Linked DNA regions of Mus musculus: region 2 is linked to region 1. The links are chromatin loops, found by intact Hi-C in ENCODE. Cell type or tissue: left cerebral cortex. All regions are shown on one strand. Links, peaks and the distances in the headings refer to the core of each region. The heading gives the core; the rest is flanking DNA.

Region 1 (10,365 bases), core at 3,316-8,315:
CCTATCCCACTGCTGTACATCATTCAAGGACAAGTACATACCCTATTTTCTGTTTAAAACAAAACAAAACAAACCAACCAAACAAACAAAATCCTTCCCCATCAAACGGGAATTGGTGGGATTTAATATTAACCATTAAATAAACAACAAATGAACAAAAAAGCCTGTGTGGGTATGTGATTGTATGCACATGCCTGCAGGTGTCTCTGGAAACCAGAAGTAGGTACAGGATCCCTGGGAGCTGGAGTTACAGGCAGTTGTGAACCTGCTGATGTGGGGTGCTAGGAAATGACTCTAGTCTAGGAAGTGCTTTTAACCACAGAGCCATCTCTCTGGCTCAGCGTGAACCACTCTTATTCAGGGTTATTTTACTATACCCTCCTGCATAGTTATGCCACTAAGGAACATTTTTTTTTTCTTCAAGACAGGTTTTCTTTGTTTAACAGCCTTGGCTGTCCTAGAACTCACTCTGCAGACCAAGCTGGCCTTAATCTCAGAGATCTACCTGTCTCTGACTCTCCAGTACTGGAATTAAAGGTTTGCACCCCAATACCTGGCAAAAAAAATTTTTTTTCCTTCTTCCTACTCTCATCGTTTTCCACAATCCCTTGTACAAAGCAGACATCCTTACTAAGTATTATACTTGAATAGTTTTGAATGATTTTACAATACTAGCATAATTGTTATACACAAGCACACAATCTTATATCAATAAAAAAGTACAGATTGTAGACAATGAGGGTTTCTCTATGACAGGTCTTAGTTTATCTGTTAATGGAAACATTCTTTCATATATTTTATTTTTATCCCATAACAATTTCTCTTTTGACTTAAATAATCAAGGAAAAAGAAGATGGGTGTTTCAATGTAGGCCTGTAAATCTTAGCCCTGGAAAAAAATAAAGCATTTCAAGACAGCCTGGGCTGCATAGCAAGATAGGTCCCAATGGGAAAACAAGAAAAAATATATATAATAAAAGGCAAAAGAAGCAAACCTTTAGAAACTTTATTTCTCTCGTTGCAATTTTGTTGACAGATTTTTCTGGTTTCTCATAGAAAATCTTAATGGCCACTATTCGCCCAGTGTCCTTATGTTTGCATTTCATGACCGTTCCATAACTTCCCTCTCCCACTTTTCCAAGGGTTTCATACATCTCCATTTTCAAGCCTGGCTTCTACTTCACAGAAATAAAGAAAGAAAACGTTAAACGTTCACACTTTCAATTATACAAGCTCTATAATGCTTAGAGATAATCCCCTACTTTCGGATATAAGAACAAAAACTAGGAGTGCCGGCTACAGCAGAGCCTGCTCGAGGGAACTCTTAAATTGTCTAAGAAGCTCCAACTTTCACCAGAACGCAGGATGTCCTTCATTAATCTAGCATTTTGTGTAGACCGGGATTGAGAAATAAAAGAGGTCTGATATGCGTTTAACTCAGGCATCCTTTTAGAATACGGGATTTACAATTTGAGGTCCCCTTTCAGGAACAATGGAAGCCAAACTAAAAAGTCCCGCTAACAACACTGCGGGTCCCTTGTTAGGAGCCACGGTCCACCAAGCGTGGGGACTCCCACCTCAGCACTAGTCACCCATACGTCCTGCCCTCTCCTCAAACACGCAGTCTGTGCAGCCCCAACCCGAGTGGCCCGTCTCGCCGCGCTGTCGACCTCGTCCTGAGAACCACCGCCGCCTCAGCCCATCCTGTAGTCCCGCCGGCCCGGCTGCGTGCAAGTCCCAGCCGGCCCGGGACACCACACCTCCTCTCCTGGCCGACCTTGCCGGCTCGGGGCAGCCGGACGCCCTGGCAACGGGGTGAGGGCGGGGCACTGCCGCGTTCCGAGCACAGTACGCAAGACTGGAAATTGCTGAGGTCCTGACCCGGAAGGGAAAGTGACACGAAGCGGAAGATAGACCCAAGGGGAAGGGGGAGGGACGTAGGAGGCCCGCGTGCTTGCAGGTGGGGGTGGGGGTGGGGGGTGGGGATGAGGGAGAGCGGGGCATTTTATAGCAGAATGAACGCCTGGAGGCTTTCGCCCGGCAAGAGAGCGTTTTGTCACCTGGGTGGTTACTGGTCCCTTACTTGTGCCCGGTTCTAGGAGGTTGACGGAGATAATTGGATCTACGGAACACTTATGGGGCTACAGTTTGCCAGTGCTTCGTTACTATTCCATGCAACCGATTTCGACCTCAAAGTCGACATAATCCTTAAACCGGGGACAAGATCGTTTTTGGATAGAGGGCTTAGCTCGGTAGTAAGCCACATACTCAGCGTTCACTACTCCTCTGACTTATTTCTAACACCATTTCTGTACACATTTTCAGTTTCCCAATTACTACTGCTTTCTACCTACTAGTGATCCCTTTTTGTTTTGAGACAAGGGCTACTATATAGCTCCGGGTAGCCTGGGACTCACAATGTATACTTCCAGGCTGGCCTCAAACTCCCAAGATTATCTGCCTGCTTAGAGTGCTGTGCTGAGTGCCATCATATCCAGCCCTAGCAGTACTTTTAAAGTTTTCTCATGACGTGTGAAACGCAAAACTTTTTAGGAAAACAAAATAATTCACCGGACTCTGCCACAGGCTGAGTAAGTACAAGGACGCCTAGGGATGTACTTTTAAATAGCCCGCAGAGCTTTTAAAAGGGCTCCATTTTTACAGATCTTGATTTAACTGTAATAGCAAAAGTAGGTCATCGAGATGGCTCAGTAGGAAAAGGCTACGAAGCCCAAAGTGTAGAGTTCAATTTCTTGGACCTACGTGGTGGAAAATGAACCAACTCCTCCAAGTTGTCTTGTGACCTATACACACAAATGAATGTGCACAACGAGTGTGCTGAGTAGTGTAAAAAAGAAACTAGTTTGCTTTTTTAAAAACAAAAACAAAAAACAGTTTAGGGCTGGAGAGATGGCTCAGCGGTTAGGATTACTGACTACTACTCCAGAGGTCCTGAATTCAGTTCCCAGCAACCACATGGTTACTCACAAGCATCTGTAATGGGATCTGATGCCCTCTTCTGGTGTGTCTGAAGACAGCTACAGTGTATTTGTAAAAAAAAAAAAAAAAAAAAAAAATCTTAAAAAACAACAAACAAACAAAAAACAGCCGGGCGTGGTAGCTCACGCCTTTAATCCCAGCACTTGGGAGGCAGAGGCAGGCGAGTTCCAGGACGGCCAGGGCTACACAGAGAAACAGTTTAGACGCATTTCCATTTTTGCAATTTTGCTACTAACTGCTAGAGCCTGGCTTTGGAGCTTGAGAGTTAGGAGGGCTGGGCACTTGGCTTGGATTTTTCTTTTTCCTATAAATAAGAATGTTGTGAGACCTGCTATATGTTTACTTAAGATTTGTTATGAACTAAATATTTGCAAGGAGCAAAGCATGAATTAGTGAGCCCCTGTCATCACAAACTAACTCCTAACCCCAGCACTCAGGAGAGAGGAAGTCAGAACTATGTGAGATTGGGGCCAGCCTGGTCTACATAGCAAGTTACCCTGTTTTAATAAGTGAAATTATAGTTCTAAGACTGCGGTTGTAGGTTTCCAGCAAGCCACCTGGCCATGAAATTGTGTGAATTTTGTTAACATTCTGCTCTCTATATTTTTGGGAAGCATTCAATTTATCAAAACATTTCATTTTGGATATTAAAAACTATCCCGTCCATTTTTTAAAGTAATAAATTGCTAGATAAGCAACAGAATGAGATTTTTAAAAAGCGTCTGCCATTTCACTCTATGTATTTCTTGATCATGAGGAAGATTAACATTGGTATGGCTGGACGGAAATTTAAAAAAGCCCAGGCACTTGTTACCGGCCCAGGGGATTTAAAAAGCCTGTTTTCCCCCAAGACAAGGTCTCTCCCAACTCTAGGTGCGGTGGAATTTGCAGACCTCTAGTCCCCTGTCTACCCAGTGCTGGAGTTGTGCTTGTGCGCTGCATCCTTTTCAATAACATTTTACAGGGCTACCTAAGGCCCTGGGGTTCTACGGAATAACTCAAAGAGAAGAAACGTAAAGGTAAGAATATTTAACTTTTAGCTTAGTCACATTGTGAGGACACAGCAGCGGCTATCAAGAGTAAGACATACCTGACAATCCTCAAGGTTACTTTTTGGCGGGGAGGGATGAGACGCTCAGGCTGCCTAGGGTGGCTACCATCCTGCTTCACTGAGGCTAGCCTTATACTCCTGATCCTTTCCACTCTCCGAATGGTGGGATTGGCAGGATGCACCAAGACGCTGGGTTCTCAAGGTCATTTTAAATCAAGAGAATTGTTTGAAGGAAGAAGGGATAAGGACAGTGAAAAAGGTTAACCCTTCCTGGTTTCATGGAACCATGTGAAAGAGTGAGCAGTGGAGTCTCATGCGCTTCCCCCTTCTTGAGTTAAAGAATTCCGCATCTACTACACTGTTCCGGTCCCTAGAACTAACAAATCCCCAATACAGGGCTAGAAGCTGAGCACGGAAATTCCAGGAGCCAGCTGGGGGCTGTGGTGGTCAATGCTTCGGGAATCGGCTATGAATCAACCCCCCACACCGCACTTCCGGTCCATTTGGTCCCTCTTTGCTATTGTATAAAGCTTGTAATGAGTTACCTCAGAGTCGAGCTCTAACTCCCACCCATGTCTGCAGGATCTCTCCCCTGATCTGAATCATTTTTGTAGGTTTCTTTGACAACCAGCAGCATTGATATGCTCTAAAATCACACCCACTCACTTCTTGAAAAACACAATTGTGCCCCACCGCAGGCAAATTCACAGATTCCAATTCAAAGACTCCATAGATGGAGTCTTTAAGGTTTGGGCAATCTATTCCACTCTCATTTCTGTATAAATTCTAAGTATGGAAATTCCATTAGCAGGAACAGGCTATTGATGCAAATGCCCTTAATCCCATCTCATTTGCACCGACCTAGCATTCAAAGCCGTTCATTACAAGGCTTTGCCACACTTTCAGTACCTGTCCCACGTACCAGAGTTGCTAAGCCACTTGAAACACAGAATTAAGTCCAGATTTTTTTTTTGTTGTTCCGTTTTAAAAGACTCAGAATGCAAGCGGCTCCTTCCACAATGTCTCCTTTTGCAAAGCCCCAGTACTTTGGGACCAAAAGAATAATGTATGACTAGAGGTGTCAACTCCTTATACTCAAGGACCTGCTTTGTTAGACCTGAAACCAGAGCCAGGCTAGGCCATCACGTGACCTGCTCTGATGGCGTCACAGGCACACGTGGTTCTAGATACTTCGCTCCCTCCCCCTCAGGGGTGGATTGTTGACAGCGGCGCTGGCGGTCACGTGACTTGACGTCACCCCCCCCCCCACCTCCTCTCCTCCGAAATCTCAGGCTCCGGATGCACCACTCTCTCCCCGTCCGGCCGAACTTGAAACTAGCGACGGGGGGAGCGAGGCGAGGTAGCGTGTGGGCTCCGAGGGCGTTGGGCCGGGCCGTGTTCAGCGTGAGCACGGAGCGGATCCTCCGTAGTTGCCCGCAAGCAACAAGCCCGGAAGGCCGCCTTCTGCCCCTCCGGTGCGGCGCGCGCGCCCGCTCGCCCCGCCCCCTCTCCCCCCTCCCGCGGTGGTACTGGCGGAGGGCGGAGGGATCTGGAGGCGGCGGAGGGAGACGTCATTGCAGGGTTGTTTGTGCAGTCTCGGTGGCGGCGGCGACCCACAGTGATTCGGCCGCTGCGCCGGGGGGTGGGGGGGCTGAACGGGACTCTTTTCTTTCAGACTGACCGCGGGGCAGCTGCGGAGCATGTCGACCCCGGCCCGTAGGAGGCTCATGCGGGATTTCAAGCGGTAAGGGCCCTCGTCTTAGCCCAATATGACGGCCTCTTCCCGAAGCCATGGACTGTAGGGCGGGGATTCCGGATATCTTCCTCCTGGTGACCCTGAGGAGGCGGGCAGTGGGCCTGCGGGACCCACGGCAGTCCCGGCTTCCCGGTGGCTCTTACTCCCTCGCTTCATACCTCCCTCTGTCTGGAGTAAAGATGGTCGGTACTACAGCCTCCTGCCCTTCCCCCCCAAAAGTAGGAAGGTGGCCATCGCTGGGCCTAGGTGTCCCAGAGGCCCACCTAGGGCAGATGCAGACGCTTCACCTCCCGCCTCTGCACCCTGCAGTGTCCCCTCCCCAGGTGGTGCGAGTGAGCTGCTCCTGAGGCTCCGGCCTCGCCTGGCGGACCAGTCCAGCTTTGTTACAGGGCCCCGTGATCTCCTGTTGGTAGTGAGAGGTTGGGGTGAATACTGCCCCAAATCTCTCCCTTTCTGCAGTGGTGAGGGTGGGGTCTGCTGCGCGAGGTCCGGAGGTGGTTAGCCCATCCCCCGAAACCCGATCTGCCCCCGCCCACCTGGAAGGACCTTGAGAACTGGCTCGGGAAACCTGGGCCTGGAGCTAGCCACTTGGCCTGCCAGTGCCTTCTGGAACTAAGATCTGGCCGCGGAATAAAAGCCTATCTATAGCCTCCCCAGCCTGGAAAAATGCCTTCCGTCAGACTGGAGCTAATCTGATACTCCACCTGGGCCTCCTTTTGGAAAATAGGGGTTTATAGGAAATGTGGGGCTTGAAGGAAGAAGATGACCTCTCCCAGTTGTTTACCTCTCCTTGGAAACGTACAAGTGCAGAAACAGTAGACTAGATACTAGTTTTCTTTCTGGGCAGACCCGCTGTGATTGAGACAAATCTGTAATATAAAAACTTAGATTTGCCTCTCAGGAAGCAACTGCTCAACTTTCCCATTATAAAGCCCTTTATGAGAGAGAGAGAAAAAAAAGCCCTTTATGAGGCATTTGGAAGCTATTGTCTTGGGACCTGGACAACTTCATCATTTAATTCGTTGCTGATTTTAGCCACACAATTGAGGAATGAAGCAGTAAATTCGTCCCTCTCAGTCCTGTTAGTGACCTAATCTGCTTGAGGTTGACCAGTTTGCCAAGTGTCCACTTAAAAATCACAACATACTTTGTGAGATGGACAGGTTTTTGTTGTTGTTTGTTTGCTTGCTTTTTTTTTGTTTGTTTTTTGTTTTTCAAGACAGGGTTTCTTTCTCTGTGTAGCCCTGGCTGTCCTGAAACTCACTCTGTAGACCAGGCTGGCTCGAACTCAGAAATCCCCTTGCCTCTGTCCCCTAAATGCTGGGATTAAAGGCGTGCGCCACTACTGCCAGGCTGTTTTTTTTTTTTTTTTTTTTTTATTAATGATCTGCCAGACAAAGAGATGTCCTTTTTGGTGCAAAAGTCACCCAATGCTTGAAGTCACTATATTTGATTAGCTCTGTAACTGATACACAAATAAAACTTTCCATTATGGATAATACATTATCTATTATTATTTATCTCTTGTTCATTTTTGCAATTTCTGTACTTGACTCCCAGTTGAGTACAAGGTGCCTTTGGTGGTTTTCCAAGGATCTTGAGGTTACATGAAATTGCTGATGATGTCTGTTGAAAGCATTGTATGGAGGCCTGAGGTATATTTGGCCTGAGAGCAGAGTTTTTAAAATAGAGCCTGCTGGAAAAGCTAGCTGGAGCTTCTGACTACTTTAGAAAGGCACTGTTTGAAGCACAGGCCATGAAGTAAGACTTGCTTTCTAGTTAAATTGAGGTTTTTTGTTTTTTTAAGTCATTTAGTGTATAGAGATTTCCTACATTTTTGTGTTGTGTAGTGTCTGTAGTTAGGACTGGAGATCCTTCCATGATTAAGGTACGAAAATTGTAAGTTTTTGTTGTGTTTGGTTTTTGTTTTTTGAGACAGGGTTTTTTTGTTTGTTTGTTTGTTTTTTGTGTGTGTAGCCCTGGCTGTTTTGGAACTCACTCTGTAGACCAGGCTGGCCTCCAACTCACTCACCTATGTCCCAAGTGTTGGGTCCAAAGGTGTGGACAACCACTACCACCTGGTAGTTGCAGGTTATCTAAAAGTATTTTTCATTGCTAAAATTGTAAACTTTGAGTGGGTTAAGAGGGTACTCTGAAAACGAGTTCCTCAAGAGACCATATCTTAAATCTTGCTGTTTGAAGAATTTACAGATCTGGTAGTATTAATACGAATATTAACCTGGTTGATTCATTTAGATCGTAACTCATTTCAGCTCCAACTATAACAAGTCAGTCTAGCTAGTCTGTCAGAGTAGCTTCAGGAGAGTCTGACCTCACTGGCCTATATGTTCAACTCTGAAAATGACTACTCTGGACTTCTAGATTGCAAGAGGACCCACCTGTGGGGGTCAGTGGCGCCCCATCTGAAAACAACATCATGCAGTGGAATGCAGTTATATTTGGGTGAGTTGAGCTAGGGATTGCTCAGAAAAGGTAAGTAAATAAGCACTGGGGAGAGAGGCTGAGGCCGATTCTGAAACTCACTTGTGTGGGGCGGGGACACATCTTTTGAGAACCCTGGGCCTCCTGTGCTAATTGTGCTCCCATCCCTAAGCTGTATATCCAGCTCTTGAAACATTTTATTGAGTCTGGGGCATTTATATAAAATTGGTCGGCTTGCTGTTATATTTAATTTGGCTTCTTTCCCTTGAGCCAAGGTGTGTTGCAGTGTTGCTCAGGGTGATTTTGAACTGGGCTGAAGTGATCCTCTTGCTTTAGGCCCTCTGGAGTAGCTGGGATTGTGGGCGTATGACACTGTACCTGGCTATGGTATGGTTTTATGGTTACTCGAGGTGACTGATCCTAGGGTGTGAAGGCTTTGAGTGAAGCTGAGTGGTAGACTGCTTGCCTGCTATGCATATGGCCCAGGGCTTGATCCCCACACTAATAAGTAAATGCTGGAAATTAAATGGGCTAATGAAGGAGATCAGGTAAATCACCTCATACAAAATGTGCCGTTCAAGTGTTTATGCCCCTACTGTTGGAGCTGTAAGGACACTTGGAACCAAAAGGACCGAAAACTTTGCTGTGACAAGAATTTTAGCTAAAAATGACATATGCACAGCCTACCGAGAAGCCACTGGATGACTTTGGGTAATACTGAGATTGAAACACCCTGTAGGCAAATGCTCCATCCATCACTGGGCTGCACTCCTAGCACCTTTGAGATTCTATTGAGATAGACTCTTGACAAGGGTGGGGTTCAGCCTTTTGATCTAGCACTTAGAGGCTAGGGTCCAGGCTGCCTACTGAGGTCCTGTCTCACAAAAAAACAACAACAAAAAGATCTCCATGCATTTCTCAGACTTGGGATCTTCTTCCTTCAACATCCTCAGTGCTGGGAACACAGGCATAGGCTACCATATAATACCTTTTTAATTTCTTGTTTATCATTTGTGCGCAAGTGTGCACGCCTGCATGCTGGCTGACTGACTGTGAGTAGGTATCTATAACCCATAACACTTGGTGTAGAGGTAAGATGACAATTGTGTAGTCATTTCTCTCCCTCCATCATGTGTTCAAGAGATAGTATGGCGAGTAGTTCTACTTGCTAAACTGTCTTGCTAGCCCTGCACATCCTTTTTGATTTAAAATGTAAAAAATTTTTGATTATGTGTGTTTGTCTATATATGGGATTATGGGAATTTACCACTACAGCTAGTTATGGTATGGTATGATTTTACAGTCAACCCAGGTAATTGATTAAAAACTAGGGTTTGAAGGATACGTGTATAAGAGAGCAGGTGCCCATTGGAAGCCAGAGGCCAATGTCTGATGTCCTGAAGTTGTAAGCTCCCTGACATGGGTACTGGAAATCAAATTCCTGTAAGAGGTTTTTTCAAATATTCTTCATCAGTAAGCTGTCTTACAAGGATCTACACTTAACTAGGATATAACTAGTGGGGGATCTACACTTAACTAGTAGATAACTAGTGGGGTACTAAGAATGTAGCTAGCTCAGTGGTGGAGTGCTTGCCTTAACATTCCTGAAGTCCTGGTCAGTCATCTATAATCATAGCCCCTGGAAGGCTGAGGCAGAAGGATCACAATGTAGAAGCCAACCTGGGCTATTTATTTAGTAAGACCTTATCTCAAGAAAATCAAAATAGGTATACTGACTTATCCTTAATAAATCCTAGCACTCAGAAGTCTGAGGCAGGACAATTGCTGCATGGTTGGGCAAGCCCGGGCTGGGAGACTCGCATCCCCCGCTTTTTTTTCCCCCTGTGTATGTGTTATACCATCCTTTTTAAAATCTTAGTTTGAGATGGCCTTGCCAAGTTAGTCAGGCTGTGTATCTTAGGCAGTCCTCAAACTCTGACATCCTCTGCTTCTGCCTCCTGAGTCTCTGGGAATACAAGTGTGTGGTACCAGGTTCACTTGTAGACTCTTGGGTTTTTGTTTGTTGGTTGGTTTTGGTTTTGAAAACAGGGTTTCTCTGTGTAGCCACTGGCTGTCCTGGAACTCACACTGTAGCCCAGGCTAGCCTCAAACTCAAG
Region 2 (10,365 bases), core at 1,725-6,724, 99 kb before region 1:
TTTATTTTTAATGAGTCAGCAATAAAAAAAACCATGTCACCACTGTTATGATCCTTTCTGCTTGGAAGCCACACTGCTATTGTTGACAATGTACAGAACAGAGGTCTCAGCTATTTAACCACAGTGAGCTCGTGGGCTTATTTCTATCTTTACATAAGGGAAGCCTCTGATGCTATCATTCCTTCTTTTGAGAGCATCAGAAAGAAGTTATCTGTTTTTTAAAGATTTATTTATTTTATTATATTATATGTAAGTACACTGTAACTGTCTCAGACACTCCACAAGAGGGTGATAGACCTCATTACGGATGGCTGTGAGCCACCATGTGGTTGCTGGGAATTGAACTCAGGACCTTCAGAAGAGCAGTCAGTGCTCCTAACCACTGAGCCATCTCTCCAGCCCCCAGAAGTTATCTTTAATGGGTGTGGTTCTTTAACAAGTACTACTAAATTGGTGAAAAACTCAGATTGTTTTCAAATTTTTTGTTAAAGCTGGAAATGGTGGCATATATCTCCAGCATTCAGGACACTGAAGCAGGAGGATGGTGAGTTACAGAACACAGCTATCTCACAAATAAAATAAATGAAAAAATAAATGTTTAAAGGGCAATCTCACCAAAAGCAAATGTCGTTTTCATGTTGCCACTGAACTGGCAATAAAATATTACAAGTGGGAAGTGGCATACCTTGTACAGGTACAAGGCAACCAATTCACTGTCTAAACATTAGTATTGTTTGTAAAGTTTACATAGTTACAAAAGTTAAATACAATTAAAAGCAAGGAAGTTGGATAACAATGTTCACCAAAGCAATCTATTTCAAGGAAACTTTAAAACAGATTTTAAAACTATTTATTTACTTTTTTGGGGGGGGTGGAGATAAAGTCTCACCTTGTAATTCTGTCTAGCCCCTGCTTCCCTAATGTGGGATCAAAGGCATACACAACCATACCTGGCTTCAAGCACTACTGTTTATGTGGCTCTAAAATGAAAACTAGGCTACCAAAATGTCTCAGTGGGTAAGAGTCCATGCTGCTTTTACAGAGGATTAAAGCTGGGCCCCCAGCATCCAAGTCCAGTGGATTAAAACCACCAGGTTCCAGAAGATCCAGCACCCTCTCTGGCCTCCATGGCCACCTCTACATACATTTGCATACATAATACACACATACATACATTAAAATCCTAACATCTATACATATTGAGAAAAAGAGACCTAAGCTAAGTAGCCTCATATCTGAGTTTCTGGAAGATGTGAAAATTCCTGAATGCGTTAAGCGTCAGCCCTCATCCCATCTAGTATCTCTAGTCTTCCCAAAGCAAATCTACCTGATGATCCGTGTCCTACTCATTTCCATACATTAGTTTCTTGTTGGTAATAATAAAGACACTCCAAGAATAACTCTGGGAAGCTAGTTTTGTTTTTCCATCCTGAGACAGGTTTTTTCCGTGTACCCCTTGCTATCTATCCTTGAACTTGATCTGTAGATCAGCGATCCCCCTGAATGCTAGAATTAAAGGGGCATATCACTATGCCTGGCTTCAAGACACATTTATTTTGGTTCACACTCCTAGTTCATCCCAGTAGGGAAGTCACAGCTGCAGGAATCTGAGAGAGGTGCTCATATCACCTCATGAGAAACTCAGCAATGAATGCATGTTCACACTGTAACATTTACTTGTGTGTGTACCTCAGAGGACAGCTTGAAGGAGTATGTTCTTTCTACCATGTAGTCCTATAAGGAAGGGGCCAAACTCAGGTCATTTGGGGACCTTTGCATAGGGAGCTCCCCCCACCCTTACACAATTGAGAACCCCTCCCTCCCAATCTAGGGAATGGTGCCATCCACAGTGGGTGTGTCTTCCCATCTCAACATAAGGAAGATGCTCCTAAACATACTCACAAGCCAACCTGATCTGCTAGGTAGACAATTTCTGAGACTTCCTATCCAGGTAACTCTACAGCAGCAGTTCTTTTGGGGGACCAGAACGACCCTTTCACAGGGGTCACATATCAGGTATCCTGCACACTACTAGATATTTACAATTCAAAACAGCAGCAAAATTACAGTTATGAGGTAGCAACAAAATAGTTTTATGACTGGGATCACCACAACATGAGGAACTGTATTAAAGGGTCACAGCATTAGGAAGGCTGAGAACCACTGCTCTCGAGGGTCAAGTTAACAATGCCACCCTAGTCTTTCCAACTAGATTAAAAGTTCCTTGAAAATATGCATAACATATTCTTCATTGTGTTCTGGTTGCCTTCTTAAGAGCATGTAATCTTGGAGCATGTGTTAACTATTTTTAAGTACAGAAACAAGGACCAAATAAACCGTTTACCTGAAAAAGCCAGTTACAATCACTCAGTTGGGAAATGAAAAGTAATTGTGTCCAGGTCTACCGAACAGTCCAATGAGTGGTCACACAAATGACTAGTCATCCAATGTCCACATAAAGCCCTTCACTCCGAGTCAGCAATTAGAGACTGAGACCTGGCAAGATTTACTAAGTAATATTTAAAAGGCTTACTTCTAAACCTTAAAAATACCAACCTTGTTTGATGTGAGAGAAACAAAGATCAAAACACTAGAGATTCAAGTGGGGCGTGTTATAACACACAGACAGACACACATACACACACGTCATCCCAGCACCTGAGGAAGCAGAGACACAAGGAATGTCACAAGTTCAAAGTTACCCTGGCTCTACATAACCAGTACCAGGGCAGCCAGGGATACTTGGGATGGAAGGAAGGAGGGAAGGGATAAATCTACATTTGACTTAACCAAAATGGTTTTCAGCATTTTCTGAAAAATTGTGTCATCAGAAAATATTCAACCTCAAGAATCTCCTTTCTACACCAAGCCACAAAAGAATGAGCATCTTCTGTGCTCCAAAAGTTCTTCCTGCTAACACAAATTACTAACATAATCCATAATTCTGCACTAAAATTAAATGTTAAATTAACCCTGAAAAGAAAAGCTAAAATGAAGTGGAGACACATTTTTCTAATAGAAAATTGCATTAATTAAGACTTCAAGAATACAACATGAACAACTTGCTTCCCCAATTCTTGGAGAAAACCAATGGAATGAGATAACCTGAGATACCGAGTTATCACTTCAAGGAGTGGACTCAGTTCCATGTCTGAAATAGAGAAATCGGTCAACACGGGGATTTCTACTGCTGATTGTAGCCACAAAAATACAATCCAAGAAACTTTTGCAACCAGAGAGGATAAAAAATTTGACTCTCTTCCCGTTTATGTTGCTCATTCAAAAATAAATGGCTCCACGCCAAGTACGTTACACACAGAAGGGTTTCACACTACCCAATTTGAGTCAGCATATACATCATAAATTAATGTGACACTGTATTTCCAATCCCAAAGCTCTTCGTTGTAGTATGACTCACCAAATCCTCCATTTGTCCAACTAAGAAAACTTTATATTCCTCCCTTCAAACTACCACTATGACCTTCGTAGGAACTGGGTTAGCGACTCCCTTCATAATCGTTAAACACACACTTTAAACAGGGCTCCGGGGAAGCCGAGGCGTGGAGACCGACAGGAAAGCGAGGTGACCTTTCCATAGGCGCTGGGGTCTGGCCTACAAGCCCTGCTGTGGGGGACCCTGTGGGCAGCGCCCGCTCCACGAAGCAAGCCCGAGTGCAAGCGCAATGCTTTGACTCCATGAGTCCGGAACCCGTTCCCGGGCGCAAAGCCCAGCCAGTCCCTCGCCGGGCCACCGAGGGTCCCGGCCGCCCCACTTCCCAGGGTCGGGCCGGGTTCGGCCCGGAGGCTCCGAAGCCCGGAGTCCGGCGCGCGGCGCCATTTTAGGCCGCGGTGGCGGCGCCATCCAATCAGCGCGCGGGAGGCGGGGGGCGCCGGGTCCCTCGCGAGTCGCCGCAGGCAGCGCCGGGCGCCGGGCTGCTAGGTTCGGGGGTCTGGCCTCCGTGCCGCCATGTTGCACCGTCCCCGCGGCCTCCTGATAGGCGGGCCCGGGCAGAGGCCGCACCCGCGGCCGAGAGCAGCTCACCTTCTCGCAGAGGCTCTTGACCTGGGACTCGGAGAGCTGCTTGCACTCGTTCAGCTGCTCGATCCACTGGTCCAGCTCCTTGGTGAACAACTTCTCGTCCATGATGCCGCCCGCCCGAACCGGCTGCCGCTCCGCGCTGCTCCCGCGCCGCCGCCCGCACCCGGGCCACACGCACACGCCGCCGCCGCTCTCCCGGGGTGCTTTCTGCGGCCCCAGGCGGCTGCTGGGCGCTGGCGCCGGCCCGCTGGCTCGCTCCGCAGTGCTCGGCCGCCGGCCGCTGTGCCTCCTCCTCCGCTCGCCCTAGCTCGGGACTCGGCTTTCTGTAATGGCGGCCGCCCGGCGTGGTGACGTCACGCCAGCGTCAGGGAGCCGCGGGGAGGGCGACGGAGTGGGGCCGGGACCCAGAGCTGCGCACCGTGGAGCCGGGGCGCAAGCGCAGCGGAGTTGGCTGCCGAAGGAAGTGGCTTCGCTCTTGGGGCGTGGTCCTCCCGCTGGGAGGGCGGCGGGGGAAGGGAAGAAGCGAGTCCGAGCAAGCGCAGTGCTGGTTAATCCTGGCGTCCCAGGCTCCGCAGGGCGCCTGCGCGGTCTCGGCGCATGAGCAGTCCGTGTAGGCGAGGTTTTTATTCCTTGTGACCTGGTGTTTCTGGAAGGCCTCTGGGTGATACCTCTCAGATGTGGTCTGGGCTCTGCCAGCCTGATGACTAAAGGCAACCCTAAGGCGCTTAGTCCAGCAGCCCTGGGAACCACAAGGGAGTCACACACCTTTGGGGACAAGCCTAGTGGCAGGTTGCCTGGAGTGACCTTCCCCACCTCTGGCCGTTGCAGGCTCCTATAATTAGGTCATTCGTGGGCGAAGGAAGGTGTACCTGCTGGGATGTGTCGCCCGCGCACCTTACACCCCCAGCACACACCTGTCCCTGCACGAAGGCGGGGCCGAAGTGGGCCTTCGATCCTGGCCTCTTCCTAAGCCTTGCTTCCTCTCCTGTGGCCTTCAACACCTCTGGTGTGCACTTTTCTCCGAGACCTGTGCCCACTGGAAATAATCTTGTCCTACATTCTAGAGGAACAAGCCAGGGCTGTGTTCTGGTACTGGTAGAAGCAGCTACCGTGTGTTCTGTAAAGGAAGCTGATATTCTTAAGGATCAGCCTTCGACCTGGTTATAAATCTCTTCTGAGGCTTGTGAAACGTGTTCACATTGCACTGTCTGCATTCACAGAGATACTTGGCTCTACAGAGCATCAACTGTTGACCAGATCCCATGCTTAGGGGACAAAGGGGTCATGCAGACAGAAAGGGGCTACTGCCCTGGTGGAGCTTGAATGTTCCTGGCTGGAAATGAATGGAATGGATGGAAGTCATACACTGCTCCCCTCCAGAGTCTGGGAGAGAAGCCAAAGGATGGTTATCCATGAAGGTCAAGGCAAGAGCTGACCTAGCTATACTGTGGGGAACAGTCAAGCCTGTCACACACCGGAGAAGACACAGCTCAGAGCATCAGAAGACACCCTGACCCACAAGCTACAAGAGGACCTCAGTGGCCCCATCCACAAATGGCAGGGATGAAAATCCTCCTTTATCAAGGACAACCTGCTTGGCCAGGGGAACTGGCTTGACCAATTCTGCTTTCTCTAGTGGGTACCTCCCACTAGAGTTCCCGAAGAAAGTACCTGAGATCTACTCTTCTAGACGCCTCCATACATACTTGTTCTGCCAGTCCTTTCAGCTCAAATTCTGACTCTGGTTTGCAGTGAATAGCCCCCCAAAACAAACAGGAGTAAGAGTTAAGGCTACGTGAGATGACTAAATAAAGACTGTTTGGTGCCCATAGTTATAAAGCCATGTTCACTGTGCTGTCTTGTCTTATTCTTCTCCATTGCCCTGTACTCAGCAAGAACTGGTCCTGTCTTGAAGGGCAGGAAGTAGGCGGGCACACACAAAAGGGGAGGGGCTTCTTCAAGATAGTGGTCAAGACTGAGAACTTCATACTGCCAAGGTCTCAGCCAGAGTCATACAGCTACTAAACCACAGAAAGGACCAATACTCATCCCTTTGACTGCCTTTTTTCACCTGCAAAGACAATGATGATGCTAGTCTGGCAGATTGAAAAGTACTAAACGCCCACTATATATGCCAAGGTTATATAATGAAGGTTCTTCTAAAGTACTCTAGCTAGGCACTCCTTGCTGGTAGCGTTAATGTGTTATTTATTTTCTCCTGATGCAGGTTACTTGGCTCACCACCCTCACAAAATGGAGGAAAGATAGAATTACATGTACTTAAACATCCTGCCAAATAATTAGATGCTGCAACTTAACTTCTTAAGGAATGACTTCTAGGAAGCTCTCATTAGCATTCAGGCAGTGGAGTAAGGCATACCCGATCATAAACAATACAGAACTATGCTAATCAGAGTGTCTTTACCCTTACTGGAAACCAAGAATGCTCTCATACTCTGTAGAACTTCCAATATAATAAAAGGATCTGAAAGTTGGGCCTTAACTAATTTGACCCAGCTTACTCAATTTGACAGCTGATGAATACTGAGAACAAAAATTTTTAAATGGCTGGGAGTGATATCTCATGTTGGTAATGGCAGCACTAAGGTGAGGCAGGAGAATTGCTTCCATCTCAAGAGCAGCCTGGACCACAGAATGAGTCTAAGACAAAAGGAGTTAGGTTTAAAACCCTGTCTTGAAAGCCAAAAGATAACTTAAAGAGAAAAAGAATTATCCTTTTAACTTCTGGACAAACCCGAAAGGATCCTTAAGACAACTTTGAGTACCATTGCTTAGATGACGAATCTGGGTACAGTGAGTCTGTGTTGCCCAGGATGTTTAAACATAGCTATAAATAAAAACCATCTGACGATGGGGCGGGGTAGGAGGAGGGTAACCTGGAGCAAATAGCTTTATAATAGGCACTCTTAGCCAAGATATTAAATTGACATTAAACATGGAGAAGGAGTGAGCTGTACTTCGCCAGCATTCTAACTAAAATTAGTTTTGCTGTTGTTGATCCTTCTGGTTCTCTGACTTAAGCCAACTGTCACAGGAAGCAGAGGAATGTGAGAAACAGCTCTGGGGTCGATGGGCCTGGGTTTGAATCCCTGTTTTGCAGATGCCATCCTTCCTCCCCCTTTCTCCCTTTTCCTTCCTTCCTTCCTTCCTTCCTTTCTCTTTCTCTTTCTTTCAGCAAGATCTCACTGTGTAGATCAGGCTGGTCCAGAACTCACAGAGCTGTGCCTGCCTCTGCTTCTGAGGACTGGGATTAGAGGCATAGCTACCACACCCTGTGTCATATATATAAATAAATATGGCATATATAAAAATATATTATGTAATAATATATAAAATAGATTAGAATACATTATAATTAAACAAACACTAAATAGATAGTATATGAACATATTATTAAATAATTGTTAATAATATATAAATATATATGTATTTTGGTGTTTCAAGACAGGGTTTCTCTGTGTAGCCCTGGCTGTTCTAGAATTAGCTCTGAAGACCAGGTGTCCTGGAACTCCCAGAGGTCCACCTGCTTCTGTCTCCAGAGTACTGGGATCAAAGCTATGTACCATGACCACCCAGCTCCTGTAGATTTTCTAAGTCTGAGGTTTTTTTTATCTATAAAGTAAGGTAATTATAATAGACAAGTAAGTTTATTCTGAGGGTTTAATGAGATTATAAATTCACAGCATTGAGCAGCACAGAATGCATAGCCAATCAATGCTATGTATCATTTTTATTGTAAATCTGATTTTAAATATGCCCACTGCCCATTAAAGTCCCTCAGGTATAATCAAATCATAGAAGGAAATGAAGATGGAAGAGGAAATTCAAGCAAGGAAAGAGAGATAGAAATAGAACATAAGAGACTCCCTCTCTTCCCCCGTCATCAGGAGACCTGTTGTGCAGAGACAGTTACTTAGGAATAAATCTAAGAATTAATACATTTTGTCAGGCTCATGTTCCTGTTAGCTCCGAATCCTGTATCTAAAAAGAGCAACACACCTAAAAAGGATATGTACTGTGCACCTACGTCTCTTATGCCTCAGAAACCCCAGCCAACATCCTAGCTGGGCCTGCTCAGGAAAAAAGGCCTGTGGTGCTCTGGCCCCCTGGGCCTGCTTGCCTGCCCACCAGCTTTTTGCACTCCACATGCCCACGGCTCCCAGCCATGTCTAGCTCTCCCTTTCTGTACTTTTCAGGGGCAGGGTGGAGAAGCTCATGTGCCTTTTCCTTAGGCTTAGAACTTCATGGATAGGGCCACAGTTTTGTGGCCAGGAACTTTGTCACAGATACACTATCGACTGACCTTCCTCCCAGCTCCTGTCATTTGACTAAAGAGAGGAAGGATCACGTCCCCGCCTGATGTCCATGACGTCGAGGCTGTTCTCAGTTACAGAGGGAAATGGCACAGGAAAAGAAAGGCAAAGTTCACCATCCAGAAGGCAGGACTGCCACCAGCCCCACAGTTCCCAGGACTACTGTCTATTTATTGACACAGGTGACTATTTATAGTACAAAAAAATACATTATAAAACAATATGTGTATGTGGGTGTGGTGGAACACACCTGTTTACCAAGCACTCAGGAGGCTCAGTGGGACTGAGAGCTTGAGGCCAGCCTGGGCTGCCCAGTGAGACCCTATCTCAAAGCGAACAAACAAAACGACAGCCATTTGTATGATAGCTTTATGAAGCATCTTTTATAAATACATGCTCCCAAGAGACACCAGCAAGCTACAGAAGAGGGAGTAAGAGTTGAGTGACATCTTATTTTTAAGTCTCTACTGATTTGATTCTTCTGTAATGAATATATATTGCCCTTGAAAGAAAAGATCCAGAGGCTGGAGAGATGGCTCAGCGGTTAAGAGCACTGACTGCTCTTCCAAAGGTCCTGAGTTCAATTCCCAGCAACCACATGGTGGCTTACAACCATCTGTAATGATATCTAATGCCCTCTTCTAGAGTGTCTGAAAACAGCTACAGTGTACTTACATAAAAAATAAATAAATAAATAAATAAATAAATAAATAAATCTTTAAAAAAAAAAAGAAAAACGGAAAAGATCCAGATCTGAGTAAACGCAGCATCTCTTAGGAGAGCTATAGGTTCAAAGAACTCATAGCTAGGGGCCAGAGAGAAGGCACAAGAAGTTAAGTCACTTGCCACCAAGCCTGATAACTTGAATTTGATCCTGATGTCCAATGACAAAAGGAGAGAACTGATTTCCTGAAGGTTGTCCTCTGAGCAGGTGTGACGACACATGTGCATATACACACGTAGTCAAAAAGTAAAATGTAAAGAAGAAACCAGACCCCATAGCCCAAAGACCAGCTAACTATTCCACTGTGCCTGAGGATGTAGACACGTACAGCCCACGCTTCCTTGTAGAAAGGAGGCCCAGCTTTCTTGTGGTCTTCTCATTTGCCTCCTCACTGGGCATCCGAAATTCCAACGTGCTGCTGAGCACGGTGCTGAACACCTTTAATCTCAGCACCCACTCAGGAGGCAGAGGCAGGCATAGCTCTGATATCAAGGCCAGTGTGGGATACAGAGTGAGTTCTAGGACAGCCAGGGCTACACTGAGAAACCCTGTCTTGAAAACCAAAAGCAAACAGATGCCAGCTTGTCTTTTTTCCCGCCTTCCCTCTCACGCTCTTGGGCTCCGTTGTTCCCAGCCGCAAGCCGTTCTTGCCCATCATGTTCACACTCCGAGTCTTTACTGTAGATACCCCCTTGTGTCTATATGAGGCCTGTACGTCCACAGTCAGTTTGCACTTCTCTGTTCACTTTGTCTCTCTTCATTATTTTTCTTCTCTCTTGGTTCCTTTCCTCCTTCCTCCTTACTGCTTTTGTCCCCTCCACCCTTTCTCTCTACTTTCTTTTGCTTTTTTCTTCCTTTCTGTGGTGCTGGGCATCTACCTCAGTGCCTCTGCCATGCCAGGCAAATGCTCAGTCACTCATAGGTCCATAGAGCTCTCCTGTCTCCCTTCTCAGCAACGAGAAGTTTATTCTCTACATTGACAGGTGAACCAGCCAGCAAGATGGCCCTTTGATTACTTATGTATACTTTTTTATTATTTTACATTGTGTGTGAGAGGGTGAGCGAGAGGACAATTTGTAGGAGTTGGTTCTCTCATTCCACTTCGTGGGTCTCTGGGGTGGAGCTGAGGTTGTCAGGTTCCGTGCTCAAGTACCTTGACCCACTGAGTCACCTCTCTGGTCTCTCTGTGTTCATTGTTGCATTCTGATTTTGGAGGATAACAATGGAGTTAAGTCCCAAAACAAAAGAATGACAAGATAATGTGACCA

Evidence for each region. Hi-C counts contacts between places; a loop is a spot of excess contacts. Peaks named below come from ENCODE experiments on the same cell type or tissue, not always from the same donor. Only the 100,000 strongest peaks of a DNase experiment are listed, where the experiment ranks them.
Region 2: a loop joins it to region 1, with 4 times the contacts of the local background. A loop is called at or near these places in 12 of 42 quality-filtered maps.

Annotation. Positions count from the first base shown.
Region 1 is chr11:51,995,722-52,006,086 of GRCm38, reverse strand. Ube2b (ubiquitin-conjugating enzyme E2B) reads left to right here and starts at 5,596. Exons shown (of 6, transcript NM_009458.5): 1 at 5,596-5,794; 2 at 8,189-8,269. The coding sequence starts at 5,751. It overlaps Cdkl3 (cyclin-dependent kinase-like 3), which reads right to left and starts at 1,866. Exons shown (of 14, transcript NM_001166654.1): 1 at 1,577-1,866; 2 at 995-1,174. The coding sequence starts at 1,159. In left cerebral cortex, for the core only: no CTCF peak of the experiment used is centred there; DNase peaks (open chromatin) are centred at 5,231, 5,573, 5,923, 6,309 and 1 more place; H3K4me3 peaks cover 3,312 bases; H3K27ac peaks cover 2,289 bases.
Region 2 is chr11:52,092,828-52,103,192 of GRCm38, reverse strand. It overlaps Ppp2ca (protein phosphatase 2 (formerly 2A), catalytic subunit, alpha isoform), which reads right to left and starts at 4,369. Exons shown (of 7, transcript NM_019411.4): 1 at 4,043-4,369. The coding sequence starts at 4,144. In left cerebral cortex, for the core only: CTCF peaks have their summits at 4,367 and 4,568; DNase peaks (open chromatin) are centred at 3,367, 3,617, 3,969 and 4,515; H3K4me3 peaks cover 3,087 bases; H3K27ac peaks cover 2,167 bases.